2 separate regions of the Homo sapiens genome follow, and region 1 is linked to region 2. Evidence: chromatin loops called from intact Hi-C (ENCODE). Cell type or tissue: PC-3. All regions are shown on one strand.

The links. A loop is a pair of places that touch in the nucleus more often than their neighbours do. Peaks named below come from ENCODE experiments on the same cell type or tissue, not always from the same donor. Only the 100,000 strongest peaks of a DNase experiment are listed, where the experiment ranks them.
Region 1: it touches region 2 in a loop (3-fold over the local background); 5 of 110 quality-filtered maps call a loop at or near these places.

The regions. Positions count from the first base shown.
Region 1 is chr10:4,751,208-4,753,707 of GRCh38, reverse strand. The region is part of intron 2 of LOC105376375 (a long non-coding RNA gene); the gene reads left to right. Among named protein-coding and RNA genes, the nearest start is that of AKR1E2, 74 kb to the left of the region's middle. In PC-3, no CTCF peak of the experiment used is centred here; no DNase peak of the experiment used is centred here.
Region 2 is chr10:4,703,035-4,705,534 of GRCh38, reverse strand. No RefSeq gene overlaps it. Among named protein-coding and RNA genes, the nearest start is that of MANCR, 26 kb to the right of the region's middle. In PC-3, no CTCF peak of the experiment used is centred here; a DNase peak (open chromatin) is centred at 1,144; H3K27ac peaks cover 2,376 bases.

The sequences.
Region 1 (2,500 bases), 48 kb before region 2:
CTAATGGTCTGCTAACTACATTTTGGAACTTATCCAAAATAGATCTGGAGATCTATGTCTCCTTTTAAAAAATTAACTTACTTATCTTAAAATAAACTTTATTGGCAACAGTCTACCTTAAATTAAATGCACGTGTTTTTAATGTATAGACTGATGAGTTTTGACACATGTGACCACCACCTTGATCCAGACACAGAGCACTTCCATGTCTTCAGAATGCTCTCACCTGTCCCTTCACATCCCTCTGTCTACCCCCTACCCCACCCCAGGTGGCCTGAGCTGGTTTTCACCATTATAAGTTTTGCATGTTTTAGAACTTCACATAAATTGAATCATATAGAACATACTCTTTTGTATCTGACTTCTTTCAATTGGCTTTATGCTTTTAAGATTCATTAATATTGTGGTGTGTTAGATACACACAAAAAGTGTGCCCCTTTTTACTGCTGAATGGTGTTTCATCGCAACGTTTAGCGTAAATTACCGGTGGACAGGCATTTGGGTTGTTTCCAGTGTGACTATTATGAATAAAGCTGCTCCAAACACTAGTATATGAGGCTTTGGGTACATTGTTGTTTGCTCATTTTTAACATTGTCATAGATAAATACATTGGACTGGACTTTCTGGCTCATAGGTTTCATTTTATAAAAGGTACAGAACTATTTTCTACAGTGGGTGTGGAGTTTTACATTCCCACCAGCAAGGTATGTGGATTCCACGTGCTCCACATCCTCATTAATTTTTGGTAGTGTCAGCCTTTTTAATTTTAGCTAATCGAGTGTGTGAAGTGTTTCTCATTTTAATTTTAGTTAGCACTTCCATGATGAGTAAAGCGGAACATCTTTTCATGTCTAAGATTAAGAAAAATCTTAATACCTGAATATCTTTGTCTGTTCAAATAGTTTGCCATGCTTTTAAAAAAATACTTGGATTGTTTGTTTCCTTATTATTAACTTGTGATATATAAAAATTATTATGTTTCCAATACATGTGTATGTGTGTGTGTATGTGTAAGTGAGTCTTTATATCCTATATCATTTTTCTGTTTTTACTCTAAGTTCTGGGATACATGTGCAGAACATGCAGGTTTGTTACATAGGTATACATGTACCATGGTGGTTTATTGCAACTGTCAACCCGACATCTAGGTTTTAAGCCCCACATGCATTAGGTATTTGTCCTAATGCCCTCACTCCTGTAGCCCCCCACCCCCTCGACAGGCCCCGGTGTGTGTTGTTCCCCTCCCTGTGTCCACGTGTTCTCATTGTTCAACTCCCACTTATGAGAACATGCGGTGTTTGGATTTATGTGTGTGTGTTAGTTTGCTGAGAATACCGAAAGGATTATAAATCGTTCTACTATACAGACACGTGCACACGTATGTTTATTGCAGCACTATTTCCAATAGCAAAGACTTGGAACCAACCCAAATGCCCATCAACAATAGACTGGATAAAGACAATGTGGCACATATACACCATGGAATACTATGCAACCATAAATAAAATGAGTTCATGTCCTTTGCAGGGACATGGTTTAAGCCAGAAGCCATCATTCTCAGCCCCGCATGCTGACAGTTTTATATATACTTACTATTATATATAATATATAATATATAATTATATATATAATTTTTTGTATATTGACAGTTTGTCTAATTGTTTTATCAAATACTGATTGTGAACTTGTTTTAGTTCACCTATTTTAGTTCAAGGATAGTGTTTACTGTTATTCGTTTTAGTTCACTTCTTAATAAAGCTTGAGGTTTCAAGCTTTGCCAATAGATATATATTTATTTAGGATAGTATATCTTCCTTATAATTCTCTTTTTCTCTTTAATACTCTTTATTGTGAAGTCTGCTTTTATTATGTTGATATAGCTATGTTAGCATACTTTTATTGGTTTGCATGTTGTACATTTTCTTTCCTTGTAATTCAAGGAATTTGTCTTTTTTTAAAATAGCTTGTCTTTTAGGAAGTATATATATTGCTTTTTATCAAATGTGAAAAAATATGCCTTCTGATGAGATCTTTAGTCTAATTAAGTTTAACGTCATTGTAGACATAGTTGGATTTAATCATTCAATTTTGTGATTTTCTTTCATTTGTCACTTCTGTTTGTTCCTTTATTGCCCTTTAACTGCTTTTATTTTATGTAACTTATTCTTAGAATTCCGCTTTATTCTCTGCACTGCAATTCTGCACTAGACATATTTTTAACTTATTTTTAGTGGTTGCCCTAGGGCTGACAATATGAATCGTCAATTTATCAAAGATTATGTAGAGTCAGCATTTTACCATTTCACACCTTATACTCCACACCCTACAGTTCACAATTCACATGTTATAACTCATGCTTGCTGCCTCCTGCCACTCTCATAACACTCCACTTTCCAGATGTAACAGAATTATGAGATTGCAGTCTCACTCACCTGCCCACCATCATCCAAGCTCTTCTTGTCACACATCTTATATCTATATATGCTATAAAATTTACCT
Region 2 (2,500 bases):
CAAGGCCAGCGTGGCCAACATGGCGAAACCCCATCTCTACTAAAAATACAAAAAAATTAGCCGAGCATGGCAGTGCACCCCTTTAGTTCCAGCTGTTTTGGAGACTGAAGCAGAAGAATCGCTTGAACCCGGGAGGCAGAAGCTGCAGTGAGCCGAGATGGCACCACTGCACTCCAGCCTGGGTGACAGAGCGAGACTCCGTCTCAAAATAAATAAATAAATAAATAAATAAATAATTTAAAAAATAAAATAAAAAGACAAAAAACAAAACAAAAACAATAAATAATGTGAGCTCGGCTTTCCCAATCTCATGTCAAGACCCATATAAATCAAAAAAATCAAAAGATTCCTTAGACAAGTAATAAAGTTTTTTTCTAAAAGCATATTTAACTTATTACTGTGGGAAATTTTAAAGCTATACGAAGTAGAATATCAAGGATCATGGACCTTCATGCGTCTATGACATAACTTGGACAATGTCAACTCAGGCCCATCTGTCGTCCCCTCCTCCTCTTCTCCATCTAATGGATTATTTTGAAGAAAATTCCAGAAATCAGAGTAACTACAATCATTACTCATTTATACAGATTAGAAATCTTACAAAATAGAAGCACAACACTATTCTTACATCTAAAAACTGAATAATAATTACCAAATCACCAAATTTGTGCCTGTAATCCCAGCTACTCCGGAGGCTGAGGCAGGAGAATCACTTGAACCCAGGTGGCAGAGGTTGCAGTGAGCTGAGATTGCACCATTGTACTCCAGCCTGGGCAACAAGAGTGAAACTCCGTCTCAAAAAAAAAAAAAAAAAAAAAATCTATTCTGTCTTCATTACTGTAGCCTCTTAGTTGGTGATCAAATTTACCTAATGGTTTCAATGGTTTTTAAACCTTTCATTTTTACATACTCAGTTTTATCATTGGTAGTGATAAAACAATATTCCTTTAGTTTCTAGATCCTTTTAGACTATTTCTATGGAGACACCTGAGTAAGCTTTCCAAGCTCTTTATTGCTTATTCATCTTCACCCTGTGGTTCATGGCAAAATTTGCAGGAAATAGTTTGGTCAGTCTATATCAGAGATTGACCACAGATAAGCTTTGAAGAGCATGGCTTGCTATAGCCAGAAGACCATGCCAACTGAGCCTCACATACTGTTTATGAATCATTGTGTGCAACTGTGCATAATCTCAGCTTCCTCCCAGTGTACTGCCTCATGCTTGCCAATTGTGCTCTAACTGCCTCTTGAAAGTATACACCCTTAATCTATTCTACAGGAGGCTTGGCAGCATTCACAGGTATTCCTCAACTTGCTGTAGATGCAGATGTCTGTGTTACTTCAGACTGCTTGCAGTGCTGTAAAAACAGCATTACATGGCGATTCTCAATGGCATAAGAGCTGTGCAAAACTATTATGCCTGAACTTGAATCACAGGATATGATTCAAAATGGACAAGGGAAATAACAGGAACTGTTTAGACGAGCATTTGTAAAAACACTCAGCAGTGACTTTTCTCCTTTGTCCTTTTTAAATTGTTAATCTCAAAATTTTAAAATCTGAAATCCTCCTTATTTTACTAAAGATACATCTAATACTAATCGTAAATAGTATATTAAAATTCGAAATTGAGGCTGAACTGGAAGTAAATTTGTTGTAAGTCATGCTTCGTAAACCATGGCCTTTGGGGTCTGTAACAGTTGGGTAAATACTTCTCAAATTCAGGCAAACAAGACACCTGACAAATATAAATTTAGGAAAGTTACTGAAGCAATTTATGATCAATATAGAGAAATTTAAGAAACAGATAAATACCATTATCCTTAACTCAACTTGGGATTTGCTCACAAAGTATCCTTCTGTTGCTTCTAAAACTTAGTCAATTACATAAACCAGGAGACTTGGCTGTGTGAGAAGTGGGCTGTGTTCATGATACCATGAGTAAAATCTATTTGGCTGGGAGCGGTGGCTCACACCTGTAATCCCAGCACTTTGGGAGGCTGTCTCGGGTGGATCACCTGAGGTCAGGAGTTCGAGACTAGCCTGACCAACATGGAGAAACCCCATCTCTACTAAAAATACAAAATTAGCTGGGCATGGTGGTGGGTGCCTGTAATCCCAGCTCTTCGGGAGGCTGAGGCAGGAGAATCACTTGAACCCAGGTGGCGGAGGTTGCAGTGAGCTGAGATTGCACCATTCTACTCCAGCCTGGGCAACGAGAGTGAAACTCTGTCTCAAAAAAAAAAAAAAAAAAAAAGAAAATCTATTCTGCTTCTATCCCTCTATCCCTCTCCCGCCCCATGAAATTTCAGTTGTCAGCTTCTTGGTGGGCTTGGTCTTGATTTAAATGCAGGAAGCACTTAATTGGCATTTGGGCAACAAAGGCAATAATTTTAAGCTGTTGTAGAAATGAAATATTAATATGAAATCCATTAACAGAAGATGGAGTTGATTCTCGATATCACTAAGAGTGGTCCATTAAACAAGTTACTTCCCTTGA